2 separate regions of the Homo sapiens genome follow, and region 2 is linked to region 1. Evidence: chromatin loops called from intact Hi-C (ENCODE). Cell type or tissue: natural killer cell. All regions are shown on one strand. Links, peaks and the distances in the headings refer to the core of each region. The heading gives the core; the rest is flanking DNA. Region 1 has its middle 24 kb from the start of LCLAT1. Region 2 has its middle 29 kb from the start of LINC01936.

Evidence for each region. A loop is a pair of places that touch in the nucleus more often than their neighbours do. Peaks named below come from ENCODE experiments on the same cell type or tissue, not always from the same donor. Only the 100,000 strongest peaks of a DNase experiment are listed, where the experiment ranks them.
Region 2: a loop joins it to region 1, with 8 times the contacts of the local background. A loop is called at or near these places in 3 of 110 quality-filtered maps.

Annotation. Positions count from the first base shown.
Region 1 is chr2:30,416,827-30,429,082 of GRCh38, reverse strand. No RefSeq gene overlaps it. Among named protein-coding and RNA genes, the nearest start is that of LCLAT1, 24 kb to the left of the region's middle. In natural killer cell, for the core only: no CTCF peak of the experiment used is centred there; DNase peaks (open chromatin) are centred at 6,462 and 7,462; H3K27ac peaks cover 2,413 bases.
Region 2 is chr2:30,311,454-30,323,709 of GRCh38, reverse strand. No RefSeq gene overlaps it. Among named protein-coding and RNA genes, the nearest start is that of LINC01936, 29 kb to the left of the region's middle. In natural killer cell, for the core only: no CTCF peak of the experiment used is centred there; DNase peaks (open chromatin) are centred at 7,839 and 8,530; H3K27ac peaks cover 1,003 bases.

The sequences.
Region 1 (12,256 bases), core at 1,549-9,548:
ATGTCTATGTGAACGTCTATGGTTCACACTATCCCTGAGGTTTGTCACATCTGAACCTGAAAATCACTTCCTAGTTTGACTTTAACTCCATGAATCACCCCTCGTGCTCCATGGTCACCCCTCCAAACAAGACAGGGAGGCTGAAACTAAGAGGAAAATGACTTCTGGGGAGTCTCAGAAACAGAAACTTTTCATATTGAGAATGTAAATTCTCAATGTATAAAAAGTAAATTTGAATTAGACAGCACAATGTTGTTCCTTAAGGTTACTGGTGAACAGGAAGTGCAGCCTAAGGCCCAGCACGCAGAGATTCAGGAAAAAGAGAGAGTATTTCGGGGCTGTCAAAATTTTACATTACTTCAATTTTGATCTGCGTCAAAACACCCCTAAGGGGACAACAGGAAGATAGAATGGGAACTTTGGGTTCTGAAGTAATACGATTACTCCACAAATACTGTCTGGTACTTAGCTCTTGAGACCCAAGAGGTGTCTTCAGATTGAAAGGACTACACACCAAAAGGCAAGTTGGAACTGTTGCATATTTCAGGGGTAAAGAACAAAAGCATCACACATTGCTTCTGAAAATCAAATTAGAGAGGAGGGTGAGAGTGAGCTATGGAATTTCGTCATCATTTCTTATCTTCTCTGTTGAGAAGTAAATAACTAGGTCTTTCCTGATTCATCAGACTTTGAAACACACACACACATAAACCCTAAAAATCCTATCAGAGAGAAACTGAACGTGAGATAGGACGCAGCACATAAATAAAAGCAATTCTGCAAATGATGAAGAGATGGAAGACTCAGATAGCATGCACAGGAGTGTTTACTATGTAAGACAGACAGCTTTGGATCTAGATAAAGGAGATAGAGTAGTTATTGCCTGGGCTCAGCCATCGAGATAAAGGCTGGTGGGTACCCTGGGAAATTGCAAGCAAAATATTACAGCTCATGGAGGGTCTCTGCCCAAGAGCAGATAGGAATTCAGTAAAGCAATAACCTTGAGACTGTCACGTATCAGAGCCTGAGATGAAAATGGCCTGCCTGTAAGGTCGGGTCTGAGCGGCAGGAGGAAAACTGGCACCAGCAGAACATGGATTGGCCTATGGGCAGAATACAAGGGGGAGCAATAAAACAAAACGTTTCAAGGTAGGAAGAGATTGTTGGTGATGGACTGCTGGAAAGAGATTTGGGAAAACATTTTATTACTTTTGGATGCTGACAGCCAATGTATCATATCCAAGTTTCCTGATGGTGTAGTAATAACAAAGGCAAAGCAATAATAAAGGACAAGGCAATGAAATAAAAAAAGATTTATTTTATTTAGTTACTAGGGTTGGCAAAGGCACATGTGGTGCAATGCAAATAAATGGTGAAGTCCAGTGTGACAGGAAGAGAGGGGAAGTGTGAGAACCAAAGAGGAATGAGGAAAAACTAGGGGTTAGAATTTATCGTTTGGGCAAAGAATGAGAAAATTTTGTGAGACATTGGAAAATTGGAAGCATTCAGGGATCTTGATCCTTTTCTAGAGAAGAACCCTATTGTCCTTTATTATTATGTCAGTGAACACATGTGGGGGGTCTCTAAAGTCAAGGGGTCATCCACACAATGAGGGAACCCAATAATACCTCTGCCAAATACCACAGAGACCCCCAGCTTCTGAGATCCCCAAGCTTTGTGGTTCCTGGATAAGGAGACACAGGAACAGCAGTGTAGGATTTGGTATTGGCCTTTTTAATCCCTGGACATTGAACATGTGAGATTTTGCACAGACTTGAAACCTGCATAGATCTGACCTGGTGTTTTTCAGACTCTGCCCCTCACCTTCTCTGTATCTAGGTCTTTGCTGGAGGCCTGTGTATGATGAACCATGGCTTTCCTACCTAGGCTCCAAACCCAGTGCTTCTAATCCTGCCTTCCAGATTTTACACTCAGCTGATCCATTGGCATCCTATCCCAGGATCATCAATTCGGAATCTCCATCATGGTTGGGTGCGGTGGCTCGTGTTTATAATCCCAGTACATTGGGAGGCCACAGCAAGACCACTTGAGTCCAGGAGTTTGAGACCAGCCTGGGCAATGTGGTGGCTGTCTCTACAAAAAATAAGAAAAAAAATTAGCCTGGCATGGTGGCACGTGCCCATGGTGCCAGCTACTCAGGAGGCTGAGGTAGGAGGTTCTCTTGAGCCTAGGAAGTTGATGCTGCACTGAGCCAAGATCCTGCCACTGCACTCCAGCCTGGGTGACAGAGCAAGATCCTGTCTCAAAATAAATAAAGAATCTCCATCACCAATGAGTATTCACTGGGTGACCACAAGGTACAATAACTCCCCATATACACTCTGAGGTGGAAGAAAAAAAGACCAGTTTGGAAAAAGGATACATTTACAAACAGATAACTTCTCTCATACCCCACAGAAAGTCAATGACTTTCTCCTTTTATCTTCATCACCGCCAGCACCATTATTATCATCATCATCACCATCATCATGATACAAATAGATATTCCACTTGTAGCTCAACTAGGCTGAGAGCTTTATGTGTAATATGTTATTTAATCTTTCTCCCAATATTGCAAAGAAAGCACTATTTATCATCCCCTTTGTACAGATGAGGAAACTGTGGGTTAGTTTGCTCAAGGCTAAGCATCTGGGGAGTGCCACACCCAGCAGTCAAGTCTAGAGCCTGCCACCTTACTTATTAGCCTACACTCTTGCTTAAATCTTCTACTTCTCCTTATCGTCTTATTTTTCCTAGCTCAAACGTGAGTTCCCCTACAGGTTCGGGTGAGGTACATAGTAGGTGTTCAATAAATAACATTTGTTCAGTTTATTTGAAATGGACTCACTGATGCTCACAGCTGCATCTTGAATCTACTGGCCTTATGGAGCCTGCTTTGGAGGGTTTTATCTCCATCACTTCATCCTTTCTTTCTTTTTGAGATAGAGTCTTGCTCTGTCGCCTAGGCTGGATTGCAGTGGTGTGTGGATCCCTGACTTTTTTTTTTTTTTTTTTTTTTTTTTTTTTGAGACGGAGTCTCACTCTGTTGCCAGGCTGGAGTGCAGTGGCGCGATCTTGGCTCACTGCAACCTCCACCTCCCGGGTTCAAGCAATTCTCCTGCCTCAGCCTCCTGAGTAGCTGAGACTACAGGCACACACCACCACGCCCAGCTAATTTTTGTATTTTTAGTAGAGATGGGGTTTCACCATGTTGGCCAGGATGGTCTCGATCTCTTGACCTCGTGATCTGCCCGCCTTGGCCTCCCAAAGTGCTGGGATTATAGGCGTTAGCCACCGTGCTGGACCTGTGGATCCCTTCTTTCATCAGTTGAGATCCTCCAATCAGCTGGCCAGCTTTGAACTATGTGAAGAAACACATTTTCAAGCCTCAAGCCCTGGGCCACTGTGACCTAGTGTGTGGAGAAGCACAGAGCAAATTCTCATTATTGGCAGCTCAGTATTTTATCCACAGTGGACGGGGACATACAAGACTCCGAGGCACAGGCGGCTGCCAGCCTGACTCAGTGTCTTGGCACTCTTTATGATTGTCATGGAAAAGCTGAATCCAGAATGAACATCTGCCCAGGCTAGTCAGAGAAGAAACAGCTCTTGGTTAGCTAATTAATTGCTTTTTCATCTGCATCAGATGATTCCGTTTTAGTGCAGTGGCTTGACACAAGGGCCTGGGAGCCTGGATTCACTCTTTTCACATTTCCCAGGTGGCAATAGTAGGTCCTTGTACCTCCCAGCCCAGGTCCTACCCTGTCTGGATGGCGCCTTGAAGGAGAAAAGGACCTCACATTTGTCTAAGCTGACTTGTTCTTTCTTGAAAGAGTGACCATCTGAGCTGGAGGCCTTTATAGCCTACAGTTTTTGAGAGTGGGGCCCACATGTGCCTCTCACTTTAGTTCAGATGACTTCACCCATGATGTACCCAGCACCCACTGCATGTAATGATAGAACACGGGTTCTTCCAACCTAGTCTGATGTGTGTGTGTGTGTGTGTGTGTGTGTGTGTGTGTGTGTGTGTGTGTGTGTGCGCGCGCGCACATGCGTGATGTGAAAGGGGAGGGCAACGGATACGATTTATACATAGATGCAATAATGGAACAATTCAAAATAATGTATGTTCAAGGGCTAAATTGCTTAGTAGTTGTGCAGCTACAGGGAGAGACCAGTTATAGCCACAAAGTCCTTGGAGGATAAAAGAAATTTAGAGAAATGAAGAGGACCTTCCTGGAAGGACAAGATATACCGAGTGGTGGTGGTGGCGCTGAGAATCCTGAGTGTGAGGAGGGCTAGGCTTTGTATAGTATAGTCTGGGCAGTAAGAAGACTCGCTGTAATGGAGCCCAGGGTTCATGGTGGGGAACCCCATGTTTCCTCCTCCTAGCATTCTTCCAGAGCCTTCAAGGCATCACCGGCCCGTGTTCCAACGTCCCCTGCATACAGTTCTCTCAAGCTGCTTTTAACACTTGATTACCTTTAGCCCTTTATAACTGTGTTTCCCATTTTTAGACAGTAATCTCCTTGAAGCTGAGGACCATGACTTATTTGTCTTTGCCTGGCACAGAAAACATGATCCATAAATGTGTGTTGAATAAATGAATGAATAAACACTTCATTGGAGGGGAATTGAATGAATAGGCTGGTTCTAGAATGAAATATGCAGTTTGTGCCAGGCATTCTGACTCATTCTGCCTTCAGATGAACAGGGATGGCATTTTGGGCTTACATTAATTTATTCAATCATTTATGTACTCAAAAATTGTGTATTGAAAGCCTACTATGTTCTCGACACTAATATAGGAGCTGTTTTATCAACAGTGGTAAAACAGATAAACTCTTACTCAGGTGGAGCTGACATTCTTATAAGAAGGATAGATAGGCAGGGCACGTTGGCTTATGCCTATAATCCCAGCACTTTGGAAGGCCGATACAGGCGGATCACAAGGTCAGGAGATCGAGACCTCCCTGGCTAACACGGTGAAACCAAGTCTCTACTAAAAATACAAAAAAATTAGCTGGGCGTGGTGGTGGGAGCCTGTAGTCCCAGCTACTCGGGAGGCTGAGGCAGGAGAATGACATGAACCTGGGAGGCAGAGCTTGCAGTGAGCCCAGATCGCGCCACTGCACTCCAGCCTGGGCGACAGAGCAAGACTCTGTCTCAAAAAAAAAAAAAAAAAAAAAGGATAGATACTCAGGCCTGCTGGAGAATTAGTGAGGCTCCATGGAAAATGGAGATTTGGGGTCTTTTGTTCAAATAGCAGGAGAAGAGTGTTGTTAAAGGTACTAAAATATAAAGCTTTTTTGTTTGTTTTCTGCAGTTTCCCTCTCAACTTGTCATGGCATTTTAAAATTTGCTATATAAGATCCTTCTAAGAAAAATGATCATTTAAAAATTGTCACCATAAATTTTATCATTTATGTTTATGTTGTATAATGCCAGTTTTAAATATAGGCATAAGAGTGTTTAATGAAATTACAAAATTCATATTTTATAGCTCATACATGTGTATGGACTTAGTTTTTAGCAGAACAGTGAAAACTCTGCATAAAACTAATTCAATGATTTTTATTTCATTTCCTAATATATGACATCCTACCAACACCGCCTGCCTTTGGCATGCTGATGAGGGAAGAAGGTCTAAAAAGACTATGGGTTGCCCAATCTTTCCCTTTCCTTCTATGCCATTATTTTCGGTGTATGTGTATAATTGAGGCACTGACAGTCCCCCGAGGCAACATGAGAACTTGCTTCAAATGTAGAAAGAAAGTAATGGAGTTCTAAGGAACACAAATGACCACGGAATCCTATCATATCTTCTTTTTTTTTTTTTTTGAGACAGAGTCTTGCTCTGTCCCCCAGGCTGGAGTGCAGTGGTATGATCTTGGCTCACTGCAACCTCCACCTCCAAGGTTCAAGCAATTCTTGTGCCTCAGCCTCTGGAGTAGCTGGGACTACAGGCATGTGCCACCATGCCTGGCTACTTTTTTGTATTTTTAGTAGGGACAGAGTTTTGCCATGTTGCCCAGGCTGGTCTCGAACTCCTGAGCTCTGACAATCCACCCGCCTCGGCCTCCCAAAGTGTTAGGATTACAGGCATAAGCTACTGCCCCCGGCCCCTATTATATCTTTTCTTATTCATGTTACTTCCCTGCAGTATATTAGGATTGGCTTAGAATGTGCCTTTCTAGAACCACTGTATATTTAAAAAGAACCACAAAACCTTTGACCCTCTTTCCACTATGTCTTTTCCAGTATGTGTCTTCATAAAAGGGAGCTCTGAAAAGCTTAGACCCAGAATATATGCTCACCTGCATGGCTCAGTGATATAGGAATTAAAGGATTCTTGAGTAAAAAGAATGAGTGTATTTGTCACTGTGGCAAGGGTGTTGGGGCGATGCTAGAGGATATGCGACAATGTGTGTGGGTGGTGAGTGCATGTCATGCCTGGGCGAGGCTTAGAAGGGGTGTGGTATGTGTTCCTGTGTGTATGCCCTGTGTGTGTGTTGGGGGCGGGGGTGGTATTTGTGGCACATATTTTATGTGTCTGTGTGATTGGTAGATAGGGTTTGTGGTGTGTTTGTATATGTGTGCAATATGAAATGAATATTAGTTTTAGTTTTTTCAGCACACTTTTCCTCTGGGCTGTGTAGCCCACAACTTTTGTTTCCCCTGAAATGCCAGTCTGTTCTCATGTTCTTCTAAGTAAAATAACATGCAGCTTTTAGACATTCACAAACAAAACCCAGTGGTTTTTATCTGAGTCAAGCGCTCCCTGGGGCTTTGCTCTTTTTTTTTTTTTCTCCTCTCCTTCCTGTAAATCCATTTTATGCGTTGGAGCTAGAAGATGACATCTTGTTACATCATGTTAGACAGCACCATAATTTTTTCCAGCTAACCATTTCCAATCTGGCTAAGCAGACAGAACTGAACAATGACAACCAAGCAGAAATAAAGGATCGGCTCACAGCCCTGCAGGGTGGACTCGGAGGAGCCTTGTCCCCAGATCTGAAGTCGACTCGCCGTGTTTTAAGTTTTAACTCCTTAGATTGGGGAGGACGAAATCTGTTCAGGTTCACAGCTCTTCCAGTGATAATGCATAGTCTTTCTCTGCTGGAGCTGAGGATGCCTGTTGTGGGGAGGGGCCTCTGCAAGGGGAGGGAGCAATAGGGTGAGACTGATGGCTTGCCTGAGGTCCTTTCTATACTATGCACAGGTCAGGCCTGTCTTTTGCTTTCCAGCTGCAGCTGCTATTTATAGTCTTGTCTCTGTTTGCTATTCTGCCTGTGACCCCTGTAGTCAGCTCAAGGCCTGTGTTTAAAAAGAGCTCTTCTATGCTCATGTTCAAGCCCACCACGGAGGCTTTCCTTTAGCAGTCTGTGTGCCAAAACTCAGTGAAAGGTCTCTGCAGATCCCCTCCCCACCTCCTGGTATGCCGTGCATCAGATTGGGTGTCTGAGTTCCCTCAACGTTGCCATGCATCTCCACCTGCAGCCTGTGATGTGGTGAGAAATAGTTCTAGGTGGGAGTTGTGCTATATCTCTTACATCTTATTGTGGGTGTTCTGCCAGAATGCCCCTTCCAAACAAATCTCATTATGTCAGCCTTTGGCCTAAAAATATTCACTAACTTACTAGCTGTACTGCCTAGATAACTAAGACAAAAAACTTTAAGATCTATAAAGTCAGCGATGTGTATGAATACCAAACTCAGAGCCAGGTGATCCAAGTTTGAACCATAACTCCAAGCTGTGTGACTCTGAGCAAGTCAGTGACATTCTCTGAGCTTCCCCATCCTGCTTGCAAAGAGATTGCCTGCTTCGTGGGGGTGGGGATGCTGCAAGGACTAGGTTGAGAAAGTAACCTGGAAGCCTCCCTACTTGCACATTCTGCTATCTCAACTTCTCAGACTTCCCAAAAGAATGTGGCAACAAATGAAGGTGGGGAGGAATTGAGATGCTCTGGAGATAACAGAGAAAAAGATTTCTAGGTGTGACTCAATCAGCCAGTAATGGATTTTTTTAAATTGAAAAATACTCAAGATCGAAACTTAGAAGGTATGTGTATATATTGTAAATGTGATACAGGTCAGTAAAAATCAGTTGAACACATACTGCATGCCAGTCAATGTAATCAACAGCAGAGATATCAAGAAAAACACACAGAAATAATTAAAACAAAATGTTTTTGTGATTCTTACCACAAAAAAAGGGAAATTATATCGAAACAACCACAAAAAGGATCCAGAACTCACTCTCACTACATAAATTTAAAATGTGATAAATATGAGAGTAAGAAAAGATTATTTAATGAGAACTAGGAGTATCACTGGTCATAAATTTGGAAAATGTTTTGTTTAGATCAATTCTTTATATCATCTAGAAAATGGCAATTGGGCTAAGAATTATACATAAATAGACAAATTATACGACAAAACTACAAAAATTCAGCATAAAACAGCCAGATCAATAGAGAAATAGGTTCTCAATTTTGGAGCAATAGAATAAATCATGAAGATTGACAGGCCCAAATAAATATTTTAAGAGCTTTCAAGTAATGAAAACTGGTAACTCTAATATAAAATGGCAACAGAGTCTGCAGAAATATTTTTATCAATTATGGTAAAGAGTACTGATACTTTAAAAATTACTCATTAAAAAATATAAAATAAAACATTAAGATTTCAATGGGTGAATAAGAAAATGAATAAGTAATTTACAAACAAGAAATATAGATTGCCCACAAACCCCAGAAAAAATTTGTCTTTATAATTAAATAAATGTAGACTACAGCAACATTGAAACATCAATTTACATTGTTAAGTTAAGAGAAGTTAAAATGTGACGGCCAATGATGGTCTGGTTGTGGGTGACACTGGAGTCATACATTACTGATGCCAGTGTGAATTCTTACAAGCTGTTTGAAAATAAAATGACAATGCATATCAAAACCCATAAAAATATTCACACCCTTTGAGCTTAATGTTGCTCTCCAAAGAGTTTATACTAAGGAAGAAATCAAAAACAGAAAAGCTTCATGACTGACATTTAAATTTTGTTTAAATTTTGTTTAATAGTCAAAATTGATAATAAACTAAACGCTGAACAAAAGGGGCACAGCAAGGAAAAGTATGATGACTATGAACCTTAAGAACACTATGTAGGTATTAAAATAATGATAATAAAAAGGTTAAAATATAGAAATGTTTATGATAAAATAATTAAAATGAGGCTGGGCATGGTGGCCTGTGGATCACACCTGTAATCCCAGCACTTTTGGAGGCTGGGGCAGGAGCACTGCCTGAGGCCAGGAGCTTGAGACCAGCCTCAGCAACATAGTAGGACCTCATCTCTACAAAATTATTTTTTAAAAATTAGCTGGGCAAGGTGGTGTGAGCCTGTGGTCCCAGCTACTTGGGAGGCTGAGGCCAGAGGATCACTTGAACCAAGGATTTTGAGGCTGCAATGAGCTATGACTGTGTCACTGCATTTCAGCCTGAGCAGCTGAGGGAGACCCTGTCTCTAAAAAAAAAAGATAAAAGATAAAGTAAAAAAAAAGTAAAAAAAGATAAAGTAAAAAAGTATTATATTGCATTATATAATTATAATTATTATATATAATAATTATATAATTATAATTATTATATATAATTATTATATATAATAATTATAATTATGTAGAATGAGTGATACATTTTAACAGAACCAAAAGAAAATATGCAATAGTGTAAAAATAGTTGTATTACATTATGCGATTATGATTGTTTTTTAATTAAAAAGAAAGTTTCCTTAATTGTGCTATACTGACTTTTGATTTGGCAAAGAAAAAAAAATTTTTTAATTAACAAGTAAAAATTGTACATATTTATGATGTACAACATGACGCTTTAATATATGTATACATTGTGGAATGGCTAAATCAAGCTGTTTAACATGTGCATTACTTCACATACCTTTTTTTGTGGTGAAAACACTTAAAATCTACACTCTTGGCAACTTTCAAGGATACAGTATATTGTCATTAACTGTAGTCACCATGATATACAATAGATCTCTTGAATTTTTTCCTCCTAACTGAAATTTTGTGTCCTTTGGTCAACATCCCCCCATTGCCCCCACCCCACCCCCAGTATCTGATAATTACCATTTTACTCTCTATTTCTGTAAGTTTGACTTTTTTTATACTCCATGTAAAAGTGGGATCATGTGATATTTGTTGCCCTGTGCCTGGCTTATTTCACTTGACATAATGTCCTCCAGGTTCATCCATGTTGCCACAAGTGACAGGATTTTCTTCTTTTTCAAAGTGGTGTAGTATTTCATTGTGAATGTATAATGCATTTTCTTTATTCCTCTGTTGATGGATACTTAGATTGATTCCATATCTTGGCTACTGTGAATAGTGCTGCAGCAAATATGGGAGTGCAGAGAGCTCTTTGACATATTAAGTTTTTTTTCTTTTTTTTTTTTTTTTGAGGCGGAGTCTTGCTCTGTCGCCCCAGTTGGAGTGCAGTGGCACGATCTTGGCTCACTGCAACCTCTGCCTCCTGGGTTCAAGCAATTCTCCTGTCTCAGCCTCCCAAGTAGCTGGGATTACAGGCACCCACCACCACGCCGGGCTAAGTTTTGTATTTTTAGTAGAGACGAGGTTTCGCCATGTTGGCCAGGCTGGTCTCAAACTCCTGATCTCAGGTGATCCGCCCACCTCGGTCTCCCAAAGTGCTGGGATTACAGACATGAGCCACGGTGCCTGGCCTGACATACTAATTTCTTGCCTTTGAATAAATATCTAGTAGTGGGATTGCTGGATGGTATGGCAAGTCTATTTTTAATTTTTTAAGGAACCCCCATACGGTTTCTCATAATGGCTGTACTAATTTACATTCCTACTAACAGAGTACAGGGCTCCCTTTTCTCCATATTGTCGCCAACAGTTATCCATCACCTTTTGGGTGATAGCCATGCTAACAGTTGTAGGTGACATTTTGTTGCGGTTCTAATGTGCACTTCCCTGATGATTAGTGAGTGATGTTGAGCAAACTGTTTGCCATTTGTATGTCTTCCTCTTTTTTTATTAAAGTTTTTTTCTCTTAAATTTTATTTAATTACTTTTTAAAATTTTTCTTGTAAAGACAGGGTCTCACTATGTTGCCCAGCCTGGCCTCAAACTCCTGGCCTGAAGCAATCTTCCTGTCCTGCCTCAACTTCCCAATGTGCTGGGATTACAAGCATGAGTCACAGCACCTGGTCCTTGGCCTATTTTTTAATCAAGTTGTTTGGTTTTTTTTTTTTTTTTAGTATTGAGTTATTTGAGTTTCTTATACAATTTGGATAGGAAAAAAATATTAAAAAGAAGAGAAAAAAATCCTCCTCATATTGGCCTAAACTTAAATTCTGGGTATATTTTTATTTTAGTTCTTACTACTTCTATTTTGATCTGCTGTTTGTAGGCAAATCCTCCCATCCTCATCCCCAGCTCCACCACAGGGTAAATTCCAATGATCTGGCTGCCGCTGGCTTCCTGATAGAGCCCTTTATGTTACCACGACCCTGGCAGCAAACAAGAAAGGAAATGCTTTATTCTGATCACTTCAGGATTCCCAGCTTCCCTTTCTCCATGCTTTAGCAGCATAGCATCCCTCTTGGCCCCACAGGGCCTGCTTGAGAAAGGCGCATGCAGCCAGGCCTGGTCACATGCTCAGCTGTGTCACAATAGTGAGAGGAAAGATCAGGCTAGCTGTTTACCAGTACATAGTCTCAGCATAGGCAAGTGGCCTGGAGATGGTTGAAAAAGAATTCCTGAAGGAATTAAGGGTTGTCTCTTATTCCTCTTCCTTTCTATTTTCTAGTTTCTTTCTTAGGGCCAATCCTTGAGTCACTATTCTTTTCTGTAAGTTGACCCTATGTGCACCTACACATCTGTTCAGCAGTCTTTTAGTGCTCCACTCCGTTCCACTCCCACGGCTTACAAAGATGAACAAGATACAGTTCCTGGTTTCAAGGAGCCTTCTCTCCAGCAGGAAAATAGATATTAAACCAAAATTCTTCCCTATAGAAATGTGCTAAGTCCCAAGACTGAAATCTGGCATTACACTCTGGGAAACATCAAGAAGGTTCTGGCCCACCCTGGACATTCAGAGATGGCATGAGGTGGGGGGTTAGCAAGACAGAGATGGGCGAAGTGGGGTTGGAGAGGATGGGGTGCGATGAGATGGGATAAAGGATGCTTGAGACAGGGGAAAAAGTGTTAGC
Region 2 (12,256 bases), core at 2,877-10,876, 110 kb after region 1:
GCTGGGCAGGTTGGCCCTATGTGGTCCCATCTCACTCTGAGAACCTCATGTACAAGGCTGTGACTCAACGTTTTCTTCATGGCTGAGAGGTGCTAATTGGTTCACACGCTGTTTTCCAAGATGTGAGCTGGGAAGGGCTAGCTCTTCTGGCGTATCCCATACCCGAGTATTCTCTAGGGTTCTTCACAATCCTGGGACAGTAAAGAAGGGAAAAGTGGTAGGAAATGCGAGTAAGGCATGGAAATTACAAATCCATTGGCTACCAAAATTACTCAAGCTGAAGAAGGCAGACAACTTTAGGAGATGAAAGCTCTAGGGAATTTTCCCTATCAATCTGGGGCAAGTTTATGTGTCTGTCTGTCCCTGACCGGTGTAGAGAACAAGTCCTGGTGGTTCCATCTTCCCAGGATTGTAGAGGGTAAGTACAAAGACATCGTTACTTCCAACCAAGTGAGGCTAAGACCAGGTCTTAGGAGTCTGAACCCCTCATAACCAGGAACACTTGGACCTCAACTACCATTTGTTCTTACTTATTCCCTTACAGGGATTAAAGGTAAGGCAGCACCTAGAAGACTCGATAGGCAAAAATTGTGTGTGCAGGTGTGTGTGTGTGTGTGTGTGTGTGTTGGGGGGGGGGCTTCCGGAGTGAATGGGTTCTAGGGCACATTTTATCTGGCAAGCTGGGGACTTCCCAAGAATAAACGTCCCCAGCCATGAGCTGGTCAGGCCTGTGCCCTGGGAGAAGAGGGCTGAGGCACACACTCTTTATTAATAGCCCAAGCATCCCAGGACCCTTTTTCCCCAAGCCATTTCCATTTGTGGTTCCAATGGGGTTTTGTTTTTGGTTCTCATGAGTTATTTTCTGCCCTCTGCCCTCTGCCTTCTGCCCTTTTGCTGTGGGTCAGCTGGAGAGCTGAGCAAAGGGCCCGACTGGTGGCATGGCAGTGCTCTGAGAAGAGAGAAGGGCCAGGGGATGGGTGGTGGCTTTTTGCAGAAAGCCCCCATTTTGTGCTTGGTGGGGCCCCCAGGGTTATGGCTGCAGAGAACTGGGACTGATTGGAGCTAACTAAGCATTCAGGGAATATCCAAGTGGAGATGCAGGGGAGGGGCTTTTGGGCAAAGCCAAGGCCTAAGGCTCATCCCCAGGGGAAGGGACAAATGTGGTCCCTCTGCATAAGAAAAACACTCTCAGAAGTCTGCAGCCCAGAATTCCCCACACAGGCTGCTAAGGTTGTCAATGTGGGCTCAGCTGTACCTATTTTCTGTCTTCCTTCTCCCTGGGAGCCAAGGTTTTCAATATTGACAAGAGACTCCATTGCACTGGTTCATTCACAGCATTACAACCAAATATCTTATCAACTTTAGGTCAGTTTTAAGAAAGAGAGAGTATCGGGCTGGGTGCGGTCGCTCACGCCTGTAATCCCAGCACTTTGGGAGGCTGAGGCGAGGGGATTGCCTGAGGTCAGGAGTTCGAGACCAGCCTGGCCAACACAGTGAAACCCTGTCTCTACTAAAAATACAAAAAATTAGCTGGGCGTGGTGGCAGGCACCTATAATCCCAGCTCCTCGGGAGGCTGAGGCAGAAGAATTGCTTGAACCCAGGAGACAGAGGTTGCAGTGAGCTGAGATGGCATCATTGCACTCCAGCCTGGGCAATAAGAGTGTCTCAAAAAAAAGAGTATCTTGTGACTTAATAGCCTTATTATTTGATAAGGGTGGTGAATATGTATTATGCCTGTTCCCCACTACCCCTCAGGGATTTTGGACAAATAAATATATTTAACAAGTGTTTTCTTGCTTTGAAAGAAAGAGTACAGCTGACTGCAGGACCTCCAGGGACAGAGGTATCCGGGGAGTTGGGAATGGGGCATGACATCTAAGAGAAAAGTCAGCCCTAGTTTTTCAAGTTCGGGAGGGATTGATTCACTAGGAGTTGGAGCTTGAAGCTGTGAAAGTGGATGAGATCTTTGAGAAACAAAGCACTGAAAGCACAAAATGTGAGTGAGGATTAAACCTTGAGATCACATTGAGGAGGGAAAGAAGCGGGGGAATGAGTCATGCTTCATTCAACTTGGAATCTCTTGAACTAGCCCAGTGCCTAGAATGCACTTAATAAATGGTGCTGAAAGAAAAAAAGAAGAAAAAAGGAAGGAAGGAAGGGAGGAAAGAAGGAAGGAAACAAAAGCCATTAGAAGGCTGAGGGGACTAGCATTTAAGTTCCACACTGTGTCATGCACTTCAAATGCATTACCAAGCTTAATTCTCCCTACAACTCTGTGAAATGGAAATGATTATTCTCATGCTACCCATGGAGGTAGTGGAGGTCAGATTTGATCCCAGCTTGTGTGACTCCCCTGACCTTTCACCATATTCCCTTTAGGAGAAAAACCGAGTACAGTTTCTGAGAGTGTAAGGGTAGAGAAAATTGATAGTTCAAAGAGGAAGCAAGCGCAAACCAAAATTTGTTCAAGATTGGGGTGACGGGAGCATTTCTTTAGACAAAGTGGATGGCACTCCCAAGATAGGAAGAAATTAAAGATTCTGGGTAGGGTTGGGGGGAGTTGCATTTAAAAGAAAGTATTGCTCAGTTCTACTTCACAGCACTTCCAATTTAATTCTACATTTAAAATATGTGTTTAGTGTCTGCACTTTAGTGAGGAAAGGCAGGGAATGGCATTTCAGGCAGGGGGAGTCACACAGACAAAGGTATGAAGCCCTAAAATGCATGACTTTGTGAACAAATGTGAACCTGAAAGAGCCAATATTTCAAGATGGATCCCCAATGGCTAACTGGGCCTAAATTCAAACAGAGCAAAATGGCTACTGGATAACTAGAGGTCACACACATACTCGGAGTTTCCCCAAAACCCATACCTCTGTTCGATGTGGGGACTGACAAATCTCACCTGAACCAATCAATCAGAGCCCACCTGCCTTGATCAATCGGGGTTTAGCTGTATGGAACAATTAAAATTCAGTCGTACTGACCAGTCAGAACTAAGCGAGTGTCAGTCCTTCATTTGTATAAACGGACCTGATTGGGAACCTGGGTGGGAAATTTGCTGTGAAACCGGAACCCTTCCTTTGTTCTCTGGAATGTACCTTGGTCTTACATGGGCTGCTGCATCTCTCAGGTTTGCCACCTGTTCACTGGAATGAAGTCTCTTTCCTCCAAATTCCTTTTCAGAGAACTCTTGTTCACACCTGTGTATCAGTTAAGATTGTATTTAGCAGGTAGTAGCAGAAAACTCTAACCTAGTGGCTTAAATAAGTAAGGGGCTCATCTTTCTCATTTAACTGGGAGACCAGAAGGAAAGAGCCCAGGGCTGGGAGACTCTTTGTATCCTCTTGCTCTGACATCTTGGATCAAGGCTTTTGTTGTCTTCATCACATGATGGTTGCTGCACCTGCAAACATTATGTCAGAGTTCCAGGCAGGAAGAAGGGGGAAATGATGGACAAAGTTTTGCCCATTTATTTTGGTGGGAAGCCTGTCTCTTGGACTTCTGCCTGCCTCAAACCCATCAGAGTGATGTCACTTGGTACCTTACCTGCAGGGGAGAGTGGGAATTGGGGTATTTCTCTTTTCACCCTTTGCAGCAGAGGAAGGTAATATGGAAGGGGACTGGAATGAGTGTTCATCAAGTCAAGCCATGGGTTCTGCCACAGTATGCATAGAGGAAATGTGAGTGGTCCAGAGTAGACAGAAGACACAAGAAGCAACTGGAAATGGGGCTGGTAGATGGGAACTGAATTGTCAGTGCCACATTGCTACAGGTTTGGCTAAAACCACTTCTAGAAAGCCAGGCCCTGGAAGCTACAGGAAGGCTGTCAGTCCATTAACTATGACTCTGGGTTTGGTTAGTGGCGAAAAGTGTAAGTATATCTTTCCAGAAGGGTGTATAATTCTCAGGAGAATTTCATGGGTGAACATGTTTTCTTTCTTTCCCACCATATTCCTTCTCTTGCCTATCTACCCATTCACTCATGCATCCATTTATCCATCCATGCATCCATCCATCCATCCATTTATCCATCCATCCATCCATCCAACCATCCATCCATCCATCCATCCATCCATTTATCCATCCATGCATCCATCCATCCATCCATCCGTCCATCCATCCATTTATCCGTCCATCCATCCATCCATCCATCCATCCATTTATCCATCCATTCAGCATCTGTTATCTATGTGCCAGATGTATTATCTATGTGCTAAGCTTGTATATCCTCTCTCTGTCTCTCTTTTCCCCCGGCTAGGCTGAGACCTTTTCCAAATGTGGGAGCCTAAGGATGAAGAATTATCTAAGACAGTTGCTATTTCAGTTCAGAGCTGGAAGCTAAAAATGTTCGAATGGAAAAAAAAGTTTAAAAATATGGATGTGTATTTTTCTAAAATCCCATTAAGCTGTCAAGGGCCCTCACTGTGTGTTTCCTTTCCCATCGTTGCTAATCGGCAAGGTATGTGTGTGCCCTAAACAGAGGGGTAGCCAGCCTCCTCCTCCTCCTCCTCTTCTCCCCACCTCTTTCTGCTGCTGCTGGTGCTTGAGTCTTGGGAACCCAGGAGCCAGGCCTCCTGTCCCTGGAGGACCGCTGACTGGAACAGCAGCCTCGCTTCTCCATGGAGGCTGGGATGCCAGTACTACCCTCCTCCAAAATGCATCTAGACTGCCTGGGTTCAAATCCTGCCCTCATCACTGACTAGATGTATAACTTTGAGTGCTTTATTCCTCTGGGTCTCAGCTTCCTCAGGTGTGAAATAGGGATTGCAAACATTACCTACATCTTAGTGTTGCTGTGAGATGAAACGTGCAGAACACATAATGCAGGGCTTGCGTTCATGTTTATCATTGCTCTTCATTCCTTCCCTGAATTTAGAGAGTCTTCGCATAAAAGAACGAGGAGAGAGACCTCAAGGTTTCTTTATCCAATCACATAATTTTAAGATGCGAAAATGAAATAGAAGAAACTTTCTCGTCACTTCCCACTTCATGGGAACATGGCTCCAGTGTCCTTTCCGCAGGAACACAGCTTGGGTCGCTCAGCCTCCTCTCCTGTCAGCCCACCAAACCCTCGCACAAAAAATAATCTATATTTGCATTGTTTAAAAATGTGTCCCTTGGCTGGGCACGGTGGCTCACGCCTGTAATCCCAGCACTTTGGGAGGCTGAGGTGGCCAAATTACCTGAGGTCAGTAGTTAGAAACCAGCCTGACCAACATGGTGAAACCCCATCTCTATTAAAAATGCAAAATTAGCCAGGCATGCTGGTGCACGCCTGTAGTCCCAGCTACTCGGGAGGCTGAGGCAGGAGAATCACTTGAACTCGGGAGGTGGAGGTTGTGGTGAGCCAAGATTGTGCCATTGCACTCCAGCCTGGGTGACAGAGCGAAACTCCGTCTCCAAAAATAAATAAATAAATAAAATGGTGTCCCTTAGTGCTGTCCCATCCTCATGGCCTGTCTTGTTGTGCTAGATATACCCATCCCCGCAGCCACTGCAGACAGAAAGCCAGAGCAAGAACTGCTTAGGAGAGAGATTCTGATGGTGGGGACGAGAGTGGTAAAAGGAGTGGCACTGGGTTCTTGGCTTACATTCAAGGGAGTATCTTTGAACCCTCAAGCCCTGGGATTATGTGATTCTAATATTTATATAAATACAGAGTATCATTTCCAATCAGATGAGAAGTTGAGGATTCAGGTTCTGGGGGTATTACTGTTATTCTCACATACAGATCCGGTATGACTAGGAGTAGCCTTTCCAGAAGGAAGTGCAAGTGTTCCTCAAACATTTCACCAGCCCATGACATCACCTCTGGCCTTTTCTCCGTGTTGGCTGCTTAGAAATCAAGTTGACTAACTGTTGGTGCCTAGAAGGCTATGTGTGCTATGAGGGATCACAAGGCGGGTGCCTCAAGATCCCAGCTTTTGAGAAATTTGCAATGTGCTTGCGGAGATAAGCTATAAACAGGTGAATAGTGAAATGACAGCAGATGTAAATGACGGTTCAGGACATCCCAGCATAGCACAGGATGAGGACCAAATGGACCGTAGTTGCTGTGGAAAGGACACTAGGCTGGGAGACAGGGCTCTGCTCCTGGGACCCCTGACATCTTGCTCTGTTACCTGAGTAATCGTTGACCTCTCTGAGCCTCAATGTCCAAGTCTGTGAAATGAGGGGCTGGCCTGGACCCCTACCTCCCTGTATTCACCCCTCTGGGTCCCCCACTCTTCTTGTTCTATCGATACATCTGGGCCTGGATGCTCACTCCCTACCTCGCCTCTGCTTTTCCTGTTCTGTGGGCTCTGAATATCTGCTCCATAAGTTCATGGCTGGGGCAGGGCTTGTTATGGAAGACCATGACAGGATCAGTGGCAGGACATGTGGTGTGGCCTTTCATCGTACCTCAACCTCTCTACACCAGAACATTCACAGTGGAAATAGGGAAGAGAAAGGGGTCCTGGGGTGAGGGGTGGACACCATATGGGCTGAGAGACTCGGGGTTAGGAGAGTTGAGGACAGGGTCTGCTGAGTGAGTGTGCAGGCCCAGGGCCCAGATTCACTGGGTAAGACACTCAGAGAGCAAGAACAAAAGCACTTTTATTTTGGGGAAATTACTCTCAGAAAAACACTCTGAACTTGAAAACAGCTTGAAACAGCTATCCTCATTTATTTTACAAGAAATGAGTGTTCAAATTCTGGCACTTCACTGTGGGACATTGGAGGTCTGTGAGCAGCGGTGGTGGCTGACTTTTCAGCACAGCTTCCTTGGTGCAGGTCTTCTGGGATGCTTGGACCACATTCCTTATTAATGAAAATCCTATCTATCCATCAGGAAGTTTCAGGCTGCAAGGCCCATAATATCTTACTACTGGTAATGGGTTACGGCATACTGACATTTACTATCATGCTTAACAAGTCTGGAAGCAAGCATTGGTTACAATTGTTTAGTGGCTCATTGATTTCAGCAGGGTATGGACTGCTTCTGTCCTTTCTCTCTTCTACCCTTATGGGAACAAGATGGTGGCCACAGTTCCAAGCACCAACTCGTCACATGAGACACCATGAGCAGAAGTAGGCAGGGGTCAAAGGTCACTTCCCTTCACATCTCTCTTTGATCAGAAGGAATATCTTTCCCAAGCAGAATTCCTTCATGTTTCATTGGCCAGAATGGGACCAGACGCCAACCTTAGACCAATCACTGGCAAAAGCAATTGCTTTGTTGATGTAGATCATGTATTCTTAATGAGGGTGATGTCACCCTCAAGGGGGTGAAAATTGGTTCTTGGGGGCAAAAAAAAAAATCATACTGTGCCAAGTATGGTGGCCCACACCTGTAATCCCAGCCCTTTGGGAGGCTGAGGCAGGCAGATCACCTGAGGTCAGGAGTTCAAGATCAGCCTGGCCAACATGGTGAAACCATGTCTCTACTAAAAATACAAAAATTAGCCAGGCATGGTGGCACGCAGCTGTAATCCCAGCTTCTAGGGAGGCTGAGGCAGGAGAATTTCTTGAGCCTAGGAGGTGGAGGTTGCAGTGAGCCAAGATCATGTCACTGCACTCCAGCTTGGGGGACGCGAGTGAAACTCCATTTCAAAAAAAAATCACATTTTTTATGTATAAAGTACAGATATGCATAAAGTACATAAACATACAGTGTATCTGAAGTATTAAATTTTCATGGGAGGAAGCAATCAGGAAAACATATCTAAAAAGGCTCCTTAAGGGGACGGACTGAGTTAAATCAATTATGATTCATTGCTGGCACCTGGGGACTTTTCTTTTGGCCAGGAAGTCTGGGGAATGATGGCCAAACAGGCAGCAACAATATCTGCCACATCCTGCCTAGAAAGAAACATGCTTTGTGTGAAAATCTGGGTATGTGTGTAGGTGTGAGACTTCAAAGTGTGCTTGATTAAAACGTGTCATCACTGACCTGCTTTCAAAGATGGGTGGGCTGGCCAACTGCATGGTTCAATCTGGGCACAAGCTGAGGACCAGAGGTGAATTTCTGGGGACAAAAATGGGAATTGACAAGGGGCTATAGGAGAAAGAATAAAGGCATCTAGAGGAGATTTGTATTATATAAGGTTGGTTGTGCGGTGAATGACTGTGTTAAGTGACTCAAGTTATTTCTCCCCCTTTGGCTGAGGCTCTAGGTCATCAGCACTACTCCAGTGAACCCTGACCATGCTGCTTAGTGAAAAAGCTGCAGGGATCCATCTTTTTGAGTAGATGGCTAACTCCTGCCAATGTGAGGGATTCAGGGGCACAAGGATGTCTTGCCTTCTTCCATGCCTGAGTCCATCCTGAAATCCTCACACCTTCTTTTTCCTCCGATGGTTTAGTCCTTCTCTTCCATTTATTATACCACTGTGTTTCCAATTCCCATCCTGCTTAATACAACCGGTATTCACCCCTCAGGAGAAGTTGTTTAGCTAACTAAGCATTCTTTGTTGGTAGTTGGGTGAGCTGAGGCAAATGCACTGTTGACCTGGAGTCACTGTGGGATTTCCCACGGTTCTGTATCCACAACCACTTTCACACCCTCTGCTTTGGTTTTCCTGGAGTCTTGTCTTACAGACCTTAAATGCTGCCTGGGTGTTTGCTTTTTTTTTTGGCCTCTCTGGGCTCCTGGGAGGTAGGGACAGGTAGTCTCATACAACCATAGGAACCTGATTTCTGAAGGAGGACAAAGGGATGATGATCTCCTCTGGTACTGGAAACCTGGTGGACCTAAGTTAGTGCTCCCTGCCAGAGATGGATTATAAGTATCCTCACTCCTTGACCTGGTCCCCACAGCCCACATTTACGACTCCTCTGGCTAATTGCACTAAAAATCAAAAGCAGTTATCTCCAGGGAATGGGTGTGTAGGTGATGTTCACTCTCCTCTTCATGCCTTTCTATAGATCAGTGGTTCTCAGCCCTGGCTGTATGATTACATCACCTAGGCAGCTTTTAAGTCAATATTGCTGCCCAGGTAGCCGCCCAGGTCAATGAAATCAGAATCTGTGGAGATGGGACCCAGGTTTCAGGGTTTTTGTAAACTCCTGTGTGACTGTGATGTGCCACCAGCATAGAGAGGCTGTAGGCTGTGTGTGTGTGTATGTGTGTGTGTGTGTGTGTGTGTGTATGGGTGTATTTTTCTCACAGTGAGTATACACTTTTTTTTTTTTTTTTTTTGGTAGAAATAGGGTCTCACTTTGTTGCCCAGGTTGGTTTCAAATTCCTGGCTTCAAGCAATCCTTCCATCTCAGCCTCCCAAAGTGCTGGAATTAAAGGCATGAGCCACCATGCCTGGCCTATTTTTAAGACCTTAAAAGAAAATATAGCAATTCTCAATCTGAAGAGAAAAATTAACCCTATTTCTGTTCAATTCTTTAAAAAATAATTAGCCCCTCTTATTTTTCTGAAACTTGAAAAAAATTTACTAGAAAGGAAAACAGTACATGTGGTGAGAAAGTTTACATTTTAAGGGCTGAGCATGATGAGAAATCAAGTAAGAAATGAAAACAGGCCAGGCGCGGTGGCTCACACCTGTAATCCCAGCACTTTGGGAGGCTGAGACGGGTGGATCATGAGGTCAGGAGATCGAGACCATCCTGGCTAACACGGTGAAACCCCGTCTCTACTAAAGATACATAAAAAATTAGCCGGGCGTGGTGGCAGGCGCCTGTAGTCCCAGCTACTCAGGAGGCTGAGGCAGGAGAATGGCGTGAACCCGGGAGGCGGAGCTTGCAGTGAGCTGAGATCGCGCCACTGCACTCCAGCCTGGGCGAAAGAGTGAGACTTCGTCTCAAAAAAAAAAAAGAGAAAAAAAAAAGAAATGAAAACAAAGTCAAGTCATAATTTTAAATGAATATAATTTATATTTCATTTCTTTAGTGAAGTAACTGTTTTCATGGCATTGTGTTTGTTTGTTTTGTTTTGTTTTGTTTGTTTTGTTTTTTGAGATGGAGTCTTGCTCTGTCGCCCAGGCTGGAGTGCAGTGGCGCGATCTCAGTTCACCGCAACCTCCGCCTCCCAGGTTCAAGCAATTTTCCTGCCTCAGCCTCCCATGCAGCTGGGACCACAGGAACCCACCACCACACACAGCTAATTTTTGTATTTTTAGTAGAGACAGGGTTTCACCATGTTGTCCAGGCTGGTCTTGAACTCCTGACCTCAGGTGATCCACCAGTCTCAGCCTCCCAAAGTGCTGGGATTACAGGCATGACCCACTGCACCTTGCCTGTTTTCATGGCATTTTTGTAAGGAGAAAATGATGGAAAAGAAATTTGAAATGAGTAACAAATCAATTGAATATACAGTTTCTGGTGGGTGCTGACATATGTCCTTGCCATGTACTGATCTTTAAATAGTTTTTTTATTTCTGCACCAACCCATGTGATAGTTGTTTCTGGTGAAAGCTGAGATTATTGTAACTGCATGTTTTGTACCAGATGTGGTTGTAAAAGTAGTGGTTGCTTGGACTGAGGTCATTCAAAGAAGAAAATAGAAAAGTAGAGGGTAAGGAAACATGACTGAAAATAGGTCCCTATGGTGTCATGCTCCTGTGTGCCCTTCCACTTTCCTTGGCTGAGGCCTGTCCTTGGAAGCAGCTGTTGCGAATAGGTAACTTGGACAAGTCAATCAAGGGCTCCCCTACCCAGCTCACTAAGAGCAGACATGGTAATGGTCTTCTTGGTTTGGGACTCACTGTCCCTGGAGGCTGAGGCCATGAGGCTCTAACCCTAGGAAGAGTTGGCAAAGCCCTGAGCCTATGAGCCTCTCAGGGCAGCAGGTGGGTGATTTACAGGGGAGGAGTCCAACCAAGCTTTCCAGTAAGATCAACCTGTGGCTTGATTCAGGACAGCTATGTGTTGGTGACCAACACGACAGTCATAGGTAGGTCTTCATTTCTCTAAAACTTGCTTTTTAATGTTATCATGGGAGGCTGTATTAAAAAAGAACTTACCTAAAAATTGTTTTAAAGATAACAGAGTGAAAAATAATACCTGGCTGTATCAAGGCCCTATCTGGGCCGAGTGTTGCTATATCATATGCAAAGTAGCCCAACAGCTTATGTGCTGAAATGTCAAACATAATTATACAGTGACCTAATTTCACAGTCCTAATCTCCTTAATAATAATAGGATTCCTCACATTCATGTGAAGTGGCAGAGATCTTTCTTGTCAAAGAGATTTAATATATATTCATTAATCCGTATTTTTCTTTCTTATAACTATTCTCATATATTTTCCCAAGAATGTTCTCTCTTAAGGCCCTCAAGGGAAGAAACCATGCTATTGCTGTTTCTCTTCAAGAAGTCTCTAGGGCGGGGTGTGGTGGCCCACGACTGTAATCCCAGCACTTTGGGAGGCCCAGGCAGGCAGATCACCTGAGGTCAGGAGTTCAAGAAACCTTGTCTCTACCAAAAACACAAAAATTAGCCGGGCGTGGTGGTGTGTGCCTGTAATCCCAGCTACTCAGGAGGCTGAGGCAGGAGAATCTATTGAACCCTGGAGGCAGAGGTTGCAGTGAGCCGAGATGGCGCCACTGCACTCCAGCCTGGGTGACAGAGCGAGACTCCGTCTCTAATTAAAAAAAAAAAAAGAAGAAGAAGTCTCTAATATGTTGAACTGCACACAGTTGGTGCCTAATGACTACATGATTGACCAGCCAATGTGATCACCAGATCACCAGCACGTTGCTGCAGCATTCACTGTACTAAATGTCAAAATGACTAGAGTTGAGATTATAGTCAGAGCCAGAAGGATGTTGAGGGACCATCTGGGATGCGATCTAGCCCAGTGCCCTAGTTTTACAGAAACTGAGACACAGAAAGGCCAAGCAACTTGCTAGTAAATATATGTTAAAAAAGGACAATCCAAATATACATTTCACCAGGCTGCTGCCACCTGCTCCACTGTTCCCTGCAGGGACAGAGCCTGGCAGAAAAGTTAACAAGTTTGGATTATTAAACTCCATTTCAGGGGAAAAAAGATGTCTGTGTATTAACTGAAGAAGGGCACGTTGGTTCCTCTGCAACAATTAGGACACTTGGCAACAAAAAGGAGTGTGAGGCTGCCATCATTTTACTTTTTTAAAAATTGGACTAACTAGCTTAGCTATTAGGATGACATCCTCCAGTGTAGGCCCTTTCTATGGGGAGAAAATGAAGACACCCCATTACCAGCTGCCCTCCCAAATGACCCACATAGCATTTCTAGGGTATACCTGACACTTGACCCACCAGAGGCTTCCAGGAACC